Linked DNA regions of Homo sapiens: region 1 is linked to region 2. A link is a contact called in ENCODE Hi-C or POLR2A ChIA-PET data. All regions are on one chromosome and are shown on one strand. The core of a region is the stretch at or near the end of the contact, and the rest is flanking DNA. Distances in the headings are between cores, read along the strand shown.

Region 1 (5,645 bases), core at 1-2,500, 1.0 Mb after region 2:
AAGGAGTCACAGTATGTGGCATTGCAGACACACACCACCGAGCTGTAGCCGAAGCTTTTAGGGATGCAGGGGCGGGCACCTGGGAGGGAGGGAGTACAAGCAGAGTGAGGTCTGATGAAGACATGGAGAATGGACACATCTGCTAGGAGAGACTGAACACGGTTTCAAAATTCCTCACCCCTTGGCCGGGCGCAGGGGCTCACACCTGTAATCCTAGCACTTTAGGAGGCCGAGGTGGGCGGATCACCTGAGGTGAGGAGTTTGAGACCTGCCTTGCCAGCATGGTGAAACCCCGTCTCTACTAAAAATACAAAAATTAGCTGGGCGTAGTGGTGGCCGCCTGTAATCCCAGCTACCTGGGAAGCTGAAGCAAGAGAATCGCTTGAATCTGGGAGGCAGAGGTTGGAATGAGCCAAAATTGCACCACTGCACTCCAGCCCAGGCAACAGAGTAAGACTCTGTTTCAAAAGAAAAAAAACAAAATCCTCACCCCAAAGTTGGTCTCAGTCACTCAAAAGGATTTATTGAGCACCTACTAAAAGTCTACCACCAGCTTACTGGAAGGCTACCAAAGGACTATGAGGCAGAAGGGAGGCTCTGTGCTACCTCCCCACTGCCTTGACTCACTCACCTGATGCCCACGACACTGCCTGAAGTAGAAGCAATCCTGTGAGGCTGCCAGCCATGATGCTTACCCTACTCAAAGGCTTGGGACATTCCTGAGGACAGAATGAGGAATGACTGAAAAGCAAGCCCCTCTCCACCCCTCAACTACTCTCCTGGGCAGGGCTTAGCTGCCTTTGGGTGCCCATGGCCCGGTCTCCCACATTCATTAGGACAAGGCCCACAGAAACCTGGGTGCAGCTCTCCCTGCAACCCTTCTGATGACAACTCTCTGCCCACCCCAAATCAGGATGCTCCCCACCACTCTTCCCACCCATTTCAACTTCGACCCCTCCCTCCATCTGTGCCTTGCTCAAAGAGCCATGATGGCCCTGGATTCAAAGAGAGTCTGTCATTCATTAAATTCCAGTGCCAGGATTCCAGAAGCACTGTGACAATGCTGATTGGGAGCTCTCTCTCTTACCTCTCTGGAAGGACTTGAAAACTCCATCCCCTCAGGGTCATTAGATGAAGAGAAGACCACAGGGGTTCCAGAGTCTCTGAAGGATAGAGGATCCACTAAACAAAAACAAGGATGCAGGTACCTGCCTTAGCTATAGGCACTAGGTTAGCCCTGCAAGTAATTCCGGCTTCCCGATGTGGATGGGTCATGTGATGACTAGGAGCGTCACATGACACAGGAAGTGAGGCAATCACAGCCATATTTCTAAAGGGCAATTGGCTTCCTCTCATCTGTTACAGATTATATGCCCTATAAAACTCTGGAGGGCATGTATGGGTGACAACTTTAGGAAGAGCCTAGAACACAGATTTGCATGGAGAATGGGGTAGAGGCTCCTAAATCCCAGAGGATGGGAACCACAGCAGGCACACTTCTTTTTTGATAGAAATGTCAAAAAGGTACAAATAAAGCTGATATAATTTAAAAAAAAAAACTTCACTGTGCAAAATACTGACACTACCAAGATGTTTAAGACAGTCTTTGCCCTATAGAGGTGTGTGAGGCATGGAAGTCAGACACACAGATATTTACAGATAAAGACAGAAACGGTAACAGGTGTGCATGGAGAGCTCTCTGAGATGAGGAGGGACCATTCGTGGGTGGGGAATTATCCAGGATGGCTTCACAGAGGAAAAAGTGAGGGGGGTTATTAGCCAGTGAAGTGCAGGGCACAAGAGGGTGGGACACTGGCAGTGGGATGACAGGACTGGAGGGAGGGAGTGGTCAGTGCGGCTCCTCTGCAGCGTCCCTTGTTTCATCATCAGATGCAGATGGTAATAACTGTTCTTCCTTCCTCACAAGACAGGGAGGTTTGTAAAGTCGTTCAAAAACCAAAGTGTTGTACAAAGCCATATCCTCAGTGGACACAAGGAGGAAGCTGTCCATGGTGTGGCCTCATGAACCACATCAAATGAGATTTAGCGGGAGTGGCACACACAGTCATGACCTGACTAATCCCAGCTCTCAGCCCATTTCCTTGCCTGGAAAATGGAGGCAATGCCACAACCTCAAAGGGTGGTTACTGCAGTCAGTGAGGTAAGTGCAGTGCCTGACCACTTGGTAGGCACCTGGGAACTACTTGTCTCTTGTTTGTATTTTTTGTTGTTGTTGTTTTTTGAGACAGAGTCTCACTCTGTTGCCCAGGCTGGAGTGCAGTGGCGTGATCTTGGCTCACTGCAACCTCCACCTCCTGGGTTCGAGTGATTCTCCTGCCTCAGCCTCCCAAGTAGCTGGGATTACAGGTGCCCTCCAACATGCTCAGCTAATTTTTTTATTTTTAGTAGAGATGGGGTTTCACTATGTTGGCCAGGCTGGTCTGAAACTCTGGACCTCAGGTGATCTGCTGCCTTGGTATCCGAAAGTGCTGGGATTACAGGCATGAGCCACTGCGCTGGACCCCAGCCATCCTTTTTGTTCTTTAAATGATCTCAGTGAAGTCTTTCTAGATACACTCCAAGCAAAATTGATCATTTCTTCTTCTAGGTTCCTCCAGTAATTTTTTTTTTTTTGGTTTTGAGACAGAGTCTTGCCCTGTTGCCCAGGCTGGAGTGCAGTGTGATCTCGGCTCAAGCAATTGCCCTGCCTCAGCCTCCTGAGTAGCTGGGATTACAGGAGCCCACCACCATGCCCAGCTAATTTTTGTATTTTTAGTAGAGATGGGGTTTCACCATGTTGGCCAGGCTGGTCTCGAACCCCTGACCTCAGGTGATCCACCAGCCTCAGCCTCCCAAGGTGTTGGGATTATAGCAATGAGCCACCACACCCGGTCCCTCCAGTAATTAAGTACAGTCTCAGTGAGACAGCAAGTTTGGAATCCTGGCTACACCATTTACTGGCTGTTTGACTTTCAATAAATCAATCACTCTAAGCCTCTGTTTCATCTATAAAAGGGGAGTGATAACTCCTACCTCACAGAATTGTTGTGAGGTTTGAGTGTGATAATGTGTCTCTAGTACACTGCTTGACACTAAACATTGCAACATGTCAGGCCTCTGTTCCTGGAGTTCCTTGAAGGAATGTCTTATGCATTCTAAGTATCCTCGTAGATAGCCTGGCACAGGGGTAGCTGTCAAGTTGTAGAATTGAACTAGTTGCTTCACTATGTCAGTAGCCACCCCTTCCAGACTTCTCACTTTTCAAGGAAACATTGCACAGGATTTGTTCTGGGTAGGGCAGGTAATATCTAGTACCTTACTTCCCTCAAGTTCATTCATCTCACAGATATTTCCTGAGCACATTCTACATTTGCCTCTCCTGCTCTATTGAGTTTAGAAGTCCAAACATCTCCTTCCACTTCCCCTCTGCATAGTGAGCCTCTTCTTTTTTGGCCAGGTACTGAGCAATTTTTTGTTTGTTTGTTTGAGACAGGGTCTCCGTATGTTGCCCTGGATGGAGTGTAGTAGCTTGATTTCGGCTCAGTGCAACCTCTGCCTCCAGAATAAGCAATCCTCCCACCTCAGCCTCCAGAATAGCTGGGACTATAGGCGCACACCACCACACCTGGCTAATTTCTGTATTTTTTGTAGAGACGGGGTCTTACTGTGTTGCGCAGGTTGGTCTCAAACTCCTAAACTCAAAGGATCCTCCCGCCTTGGCTTTGCAAAGTGCTGGGATTACAGGGTGAGGCACTGCGCCCAGTCCGCTTGTTTTTTGTTTTGTTTTTTTTTTTGAGACGGAGTATCTCTGTCACCCAGGCTGGAGTGCAGTGGCACGATCTCGGTTCACTGCAACCTCCGCCTCCTAGGTTCAAGCGGAGGGTAGGGACCAGTCCATCCTGGCACCCATCTGCAGCTCCAGTGCGAATCCCAACCCCGACGCTCGTCGCCGGGCTCCGTGAATGTTTGTCACATGTCTGAAGAACGTATGAATTACATAACCTTCTTCCCACTCCACCCCTCAAAAAGCAAGTGGATATAAAGACTTGAAGATTTTATAATCTCTTCTTCATTAGTAAAATCTGACCATCCTTACCGTTAAAAATAATAATGATGGTTGGCCGGGCGCGGTGGCTCACGCCTATAATCACAGCTGTTTGGCAGGCCGAGGCGGGCGGATCACGAGGTCAGGAATTGGAGACCAGCCTGACCAACATGGTGAAACCCCGTCTCTACTAAAAGATACAAAAAATTAGCCGTGCGTGGTGGCGGGTGCCTGTAATCCCACGTACTTGGGAGGCTGAGGTCGGAGAATCGCCTGAACCCGGGAGGCGGAGGTTGCAGTGAGCCAAGAAGGCGCCATTACACTCCAGCCTGGGCGACAGGGCGAGACTCCCTCAAAAAATAATAATAATAACAATAATAATAATAATGGTGAAAAAGGTTAAGTGCGAACGCAGGGAGGGGACAGCTAAGATCCAAAGGTCGAAATATTCATTACGCCTACCGTCGGCGAAGAGAAACAGCAGCCCCAACCGGAGGCAAAACGAAATCCCACCGCAGCCTGCAAAGGCGCCTGGGCGGGACTGGAGACTGGGGCCCCGCGCAGTAAGACTCTGAAGGCAGGATGCAGCCCGACCACCCGCAGCCGCGAGAAAAGCAGCCCTGGGGAGTCGGGGCGGGACCTGGATTGGAAAAGAGACGGTCACTCATGCAGAGGCGGGACTCAGAGCCCTTCCTCAAGTCTCATTGGTCAAGTTGAACGAACAAGTGTCGCTGGCGAGCCGGAGAGAGAGAGAGAGCGAGAGCGAGAGAGCGAGCGAGAGAGAGCGAGAGAGCGAGAGAGCGAGCGAGAGAGAGAGAGAGAGAGAGAGGAGCCGGCGCGAGAACTACGCATGCGTGTCGGCGTTTTCCCGCCAGCACACTGTTGGTGGATGGGGGCGATTGAATTCCCACAGTGAGTCCAGCCCACCGAAGCTCAGAGGATTCCTAACCTTCCTCTTTAGAGAGCCTCAGGTTAGGGAACGTCCAGTGCGCAGAAGCTGCCCCGTGGGAATCCCATTGTCCATCGCCTCCTAATGTTTCGTCCTGGCCGTGCCCTATCCCTTCCTGAGGCTGGGTTGTTATGATGCTGAATTATTCAAGAAGTCTTGCAGCCTGACGCCATCTCTGGGCAGTGCTCCTCCCACCTCCCTGTCTTCCTTGGAGGGCACCACGTTGCCCCTACAAGCACAGGGTCCTGAAGCTGTTTACAGGGCCCCACCCTGCCACTTTAGTATCTTAACGAATGTTTGTTGAGGACCTACTGAGTGTTAGACCCACTGCAATGAGCAAGTTTCTGATCTTGGGACCTTAACATTCTATGGGACGACACAGATATATAAACAAAAATAATAATTTTAGATAGTGATACATGCTGAAACCATGGGTATGTGGCCAGGCGCGGTGAGTCACACCTGTAATCCCAGCACTTTGGGAGACCGAGGCAGGCGGATTACTTGAGGTCAGGAGTTTGAGACCCGCCTGGCCAACATGGTGAAACCCTATCTCTTCTAAAAATACAAAATTTAGCTGGGCGGGCATGGGGACGGGCGCCTGTAATCCCAGCTACTCGGGAGGCTGAGGCAGGAGAATTGCTTGAACCC
Region 2 (5,768 bases), core at 2,197-4,696:
ATTTTGGCTTTCTTCACTCAGCATGGTTTTTTTGTTTTTGGTGAGACAGAGTCTCGCTCTGTCACCCAGGCTGGAGTGCAGTGGTTTGATCTCAGCTTACTACAACCTCTGCCACCTGGGTTCAAGGGATTCTCCTACCTCAGCGTCCCGAGTAGTTAGGATTTTTTTCTTGTATTTTTAGTAGAGATTGGGTTTCACCATGTTGGCTGGTCTGGTCTCGAACTCCTGACCTCAAGTGTTATCTGCCCAACTCGGCCTCCCTAAGTGCTGGGATTACCGGCATGAGCTACCATGCCCGGCCCACTCAGCATGTTTTTGAGATTCATGTTTGCAATTTTTTTCATTCAGAAGTATTTTGAGGACTTGTCTTCATATATTTATCTTCAGTTTTTCATTTTTTACACTATTCCAGAATATGAATATACCACTACCTATTTTTTAGAAACAAGGTCTTGCTCTTGCCCATGCTGGAGTGCATCAGTGCAATCATAGCTCACTGCAGTCTGTAACTCCTGGGCTCACATGATCTTCTGGCCTCAGCCTCCCAAAGTGCTAGGACTACAGGTATGAGCCACTGCACTCAGCCTATATAATAATTGAAAAGTGGACATTTGAATTAAGTTTCTTCTTCAAATATTATGAACAATGCCCCTATAAATAATCTTGCACATGTTTCTTGGTACACATGAGCAAAACTTAATTTCTCTATGGTAGGAGAGAAACTGTTGGACCATGGATTAGGTACATGTGCAATCTTACCAGACAATGACCAGTTATTTTCCAAAGTGGTTTTACTAATTTATACTTTCACTAGCAATGGTTGAGAATTTAGAAAAAATTTTTAAGCAAAAGGAATATTGCTCTGAACTAGACCAAGGGACCCCTGAATAGCCAAAGTATTGATTGGTTCATGATGTGCTAGAAACTAACCCTATGTCTTTCTCATGAGGCAGGCAGGACTGTTAAGGTTTCAAGCCAGGACATCCTCCTAGAGCCTTTTCATGTACTATGTCAGCAAAGAACAAAGAGGGGAAGGTTAATAGCACTTGTTAATGAAAGTACAGTGCTCTAGGAGTTGAGGGAGTCATGAGCTCTAGCTCTACAACTAACCTGTTTTTCATTCAGCAACAAATTACAGAGTACCTGCTATGTGTAGGCCCTGGCACTAACCTGTTTTTCATTCAACAAGAAATTACTGAGTACCTACTATGTGTAGGTCCTGGCTTTATAGTCGTGAACAAAACTGGCATGGTGCCTGCATTCTTGAAGCTTACGGTCTAGCGGAAGAGAGAGGCATGTTTTAAACAAATGGACAAACATAAAAATTATGGTAAATGCTATGAAGGAAAAATCAGGGTACCATGTGAAAATAAAGAGAGGGGGAACCTACTTTAAAATAGGTAATAAGCATTCCTTTTTTGGAAGTAACATTTAAGCTAAGATCAAAAGAATGAATGAGCTAGCCAATTGAAGACCATTCCAGATCACAGGAGCAAAAAGGGTGGAAAATTCAGCCAGTGGAGCTGGGTCCCAGTGATCTGGGGAGAGCCACACAAAAGGGGGTTGGTAAGGGAAGCAGGTGTCTTTTACTTAGAAGCGAAAGACTAAAGAAGCAGAATGAGAGTGGCAGTGGGATAGCAATAATTCTGATTCACAAATGTTGGGTTTGAGATGTCTACTACAAATCTAAGTGGAAATGTCAGGTAATCAGTTGGCAATATATGTAAGGAACTCAGGAAAGAGTTCTAGGATAGAGATAAAATTTCATCTGTAGCTAAAGCCAAGGAAAGGAAGACAGTCACCTAAGGAGAAAGTACAGACAAAGATAAAAGACCACTGGGTTATTCACTTCCTATACGTCTTCTGGTAAACTGCCTCCTTTTCTTGGGCTTCTTGGTAACATGAATGGTGGAATTAGATGATTTATGGAGCTCCTCTTAAGTCTAAAATTATGTAAAGGTAACCCTTCTCATTGCTCTTGGGTTAACCTTAATGATCTCAACCCCATCCTAATCAAACAAAAAACACTGGGTAGTTTAAGATGAGCTGGGAAATATTTTACTACAAACAGTTGGGAACTTCGACCCAAGCCCTTCATTCTGCAGATACAAAAACAGAAGTTCCAGGATGAGCCACATGCTTGCCACAGCACTGAGCAGGTAAGCCAAGTTCCAAAGCGCACAGTGCCTGCTCAACTTAGTAAGTACAAGGACAAGTGCACGCAAAGAAACATGAGAATTAAAGTCATCACTAAAGGCAGAGGAAATCTCATTCTTGACCCTAAAAGATCTGGAGAAGTATGTTTAACTTGTGCCCTAAGGACCTACCTTGGGGGCATTGTGTCCCACAGGGACATGAGGTCCCCTTCGAGATTTCATTGCAAAGCGCATGATTTGCCTCTTCACAAAAATAAATAGCAGTACAAACACCTGTCCAAAAAGATGTAAAAATCCTTTAATAAAAAGTCAGTTTTGTTTTGTTTTTTTTTTAAAAAAGCATGCCTTCATTCCAAATCCCCAGATTCCGGCTCTCAGGAATGTTTCAGGGTAAAACTTGGGGCAAAGCAAGGCCGTTATGATGGGGGTGGATCTAAGAAGCCAGCAGCAGGGAGGCGTGGGGTCTGTGCTCTAGCGTTAAAGGGAGGGTTCTAGACTAACGAGGGCGGGTCGGCCCGACTAAGTGACTTAAACTCCCACCTACTCCTGGAATAAGGAGTCAAAGCCCGGATAGGCGCAGGTGAGTGGGTGGAGAATGCAGACGGGGTACAGCTCAAAAGGAGGGTCTCTACTGGGTAAGATGCGACAGCAGGAATGGGGTGGGGTAATCTCCTCACCAGGCTCCCGTAGGCCATCACCAGCACGACATTCACCCCGGAGAGCCAGTTACTGCCGGACGCCATGGCCTCCCTACCTCGCGCAGAATTGTTCGGGTTTACCCCGCTGTCCTGGCTGGTCAGCCCAGGCTCCGCCGAAGCGACGGCGCCTGGGTCCCCTGGAGCTCCCCGGCCATTTCCTTACGGGGGAAGACCAAGCCAGACCCGGCCTGAAAACATGGCGGACAGGCAGGAGAGCTGGGAAAGGAGAACGACGCCTTCCAGCTTCCCCCTGACACGTGACTCAGGCAGGCAATGGCACCCAGGAGCGTCGAGCGCTCAGACGCGGAACTACGACAGTAAGAGGAAGCGGCGGCCATCCGTGCGTCACGTGGTGGAGGCAGGGCCGCCGTGAAGGAGGCGGGGTGGACTCGCGGAGCCGGAAAGAGGTGTCTCGTGGCGAGGCGGCACGCGCACGCTTGCGTGCGCGCCCCTTTTAGCGTCACGCGCTGAGGGACGCAGGAAGGCAAGTGGGCGGGGGAAGGCGCGAGAGCGAGCGCGAGAGGGAAAAGGAGGGAGGGGGTGGGGAAGAGGGAATCTTATATCACGTGACAGGGGCGGCGCGGCCCGGGGTGTCAGTGTGGAGGAGACTGAGGTAAAGTTGGGAGCGCAGCGGCGTTGGCGGCGGCGGCGGCGGCAGCGGCAGCGCGGCGGGGCCGGGTATTGTCCGCGGCCCCTTTAAATCCGCGATCCCCCTTTTACCCTCCCTCTTTTCTCCCCTGCCCCCGCCGTATCCCCTCCCTCGGTAGGCCCCCCCACACCGTGTGTTCCCCCACTGTACACCCCCCCCCGAGTCATGCGAGCCCTGGCGCCCCCCACCTCGAGTCGGCCCCCGGAGGTTTTGTTTATGGTTGGGTTCGCGGCCTAGTGGGCCGCGCCAGAGCCGGGGCCTCGATTTGGGAGCGTGGCCGGGGCGGGGCTTGGAGCAGCCGTAGGAAGGGGGGGCCATGCGGCTAGAGCCTGAGAGGGGAGAGCGAGAAAGAGCGCGAGCGAGCGAGGCCTGGGCCTTGCCTGAGGTAGGGCTCTCTCTTCACCCCGGCCGGTGCCTGCGGAGGAGAGGGCCTCCTCCCTTTCCACCCACTGCGGGCCTCCTCTGATCCGGATCCGGCCTGGTTTGGGGGTGGCGTGGGGGAGGGAGGGCGATGGGGTGGAGCTCCCCCAAACTCCCCCATGTGGCCCTCAGTTTGGTGTGCGAAGGATTAATTTGTTCCGGCTGGGAGGTAGGGAGGAGATTGGCCCCGTGGGCTCTCGATGTGGCGCTGAGGGGGGTGAGCCTCCCATCCTCCACCCGTGGGCTTGCGTCCCCTCTCCGTTTCCAGGCTCTTTGTCAGCTCCTCTTATTACCCTCCCTTCTTTCTCACCAACCCAGTTCTTGGAATATGTTTTTGCTGCTGTCTTTAGCTTCCTGTTTATACTGTAGTTTGGGTACCCCAAACAATTGTGTTATTTGGGAAGCTGGACATGGAGGCCCCCATAGGGTGTATTTACGCTTAAGGGACGTCACTAGAGCACTGGGGTATTTGTTCACTCTTCTCATAATGGTACAGGAATGCCCAGTTTCTTCAAACCCTTAACCTTGTGGACAGCCCTTAAATTGCTTTGCAAACTGATGTCACAAACTGGAGACTGCTCCTTTTCCACCATTCTTGAAATGTAGCCACCTCTGGTGTAGGATGTTGTGGAAAGAAAAACACCACAGTAACAGGCGTTTTTGTTATTATTGTTAACGTTTTTGCCTTTGACTCTCCCTGATTATTAAATGGAGAAATCCTTTTTTTTTGTCTTCTCTCCCATCCTACCTTCCTCCGCCGCATATCCTGTTTTGGGGATACCTGATGTGACTTGCTGGGAGGTGATGGACATTACTAGTAACCAGCGTTTCTAGAGAATTAAAACATTTTGGCTGTGTATCAGTTGATAAAACTGCTTTGAGATCTGTCTCCATTGTACTTAAAGATTAGACTATCCCAATGATTACAGAGAATTAAAACATTTTGGCTGTGTATCAGTTGATAAAACTGCTTTGAGATCTGACACCATTGTCCTTAAAGATTAGACTATCTCAATGATTGTTTCCTTTGTGAATGGGAAATATTGCTGGCACATAAACTAGTGATGAAAGGCCTAAAAATGTCCTGTTTTGTTTTTCATCTTTAAAGCTCCTCCTTGCTATGTCCTAACTGGGAAGTACTCTTACTAACTAGATATCAAGGTGGTGGGGAAGGGGATGCAGGGGCCATTTCAACAAAGCATCTACAGAAATTAGTTGTTCTGTTAGAGGTAGCAAATTTTACCCAACTCAGTCTAGCTTCAGTTTCTGAATTGTTTCTTAAATTAGATTGTAAGCTCCCTGAGGGCAGCTACTAAGTCATACTGCTTTTGTATTTTCCTGAAGTATTGGACACATAGTAGATTCTCAATAAATATTTGTTATTTAGTTTTTTCAGTGAAATTTCTCTGGCTATTTTTTTAAGTAGCTAGTTTTCAAAAAAGAGTCAAGGGCACTCCTGTGTTGAAACCTCTGTTTACTCTCGCACGATTTCCTTGGTCTCCAATACTTCTCACCCTACTTCCTTTAAATCTTTTTATTTTCTAAGAAAGAGCAAGTAAGTAACAAGATTCTTCATCTCCAGTGTGATAGCTGGGAATGGGTCTGCTTGCTACTAATTCTGTGCCCTCAAGTGATCCATTCCAGATCACTTACTTTTGACCTGTTGCTCAGTGTTGTCACTACTAGGTGGTAAAAATTTTCTTAGTCACATTTCGAAGCACTTGTAAGAGGGAAATGTTACTAGCAAGAGTGATTAGGAGAATTTTTTTCTTTCTTGGTTAATTATATCTTTCAAGATGACTTTTTAATATGTTTACATCTGACTGGTACAGTATATGCAATAGT

The links. A loop is a pair of places that touch in the nucleus more often than their neighbours do. ChIA-PET counts read pairs that join two places held with the same protein, here RNA polymerase II (POLR2A). Pooled maps may share reads with other maps.
Region 1: a loop to region 2 is called in a map with no recorded cell type, with 8 times the contacts of the local background. The contact joins the promoter of GBA1 here to the promoter of UBAP2L in region 2. A Hi-C loop is called at or near these places in 1 of 37 single-sample maps with no recorded cell type and 3 of 50 pooled maps. POLR2A ChIA-PET finds 5 or more read pairs at or near these places in 1 of 52 experiments (activated CD4-positive, alpha-beta T cell).

The regions. Positions count from the first base shown.
Region 1 is chr1:155,239,999-155,245,643 of GRCh38, forward strand. GBA1 (glucosylceramidase beta 1) reads right to left here and starts at 1,251. Exons shown (of 11, transcript NM_000157.4): 1 at 1,088-1,251; 2 at 632-719; 3 at 1-79. The coding sequence starts at 1,114. RefSeq lists an enhancer at 3,796-4,759.
Region 2 is chr1:154,217,509-154,223,276 of GRCh38, forward strand. UBAP2L (ubiquitin associated protein 2 like) reads left to right here and starts at 3,447. Exons shown (of 27, transcript NM_014847.4): 1 at 3,447-3,467. It overlaps LTAP1 (lipid transport auxiliary protein 1), which reads right to left and starts at 3,082. Exons shown (of 7, transcript NM_001098616.3): 1 at 2,834-3,082; 2 at 2,328-2,429. The coding sequence starts at 2,899. RefSeq lists enhancers at 2,455-3,202, 2,781-3,220, 3,203-3,950 and silencers at 2,541-2,610, 3,471-3,620.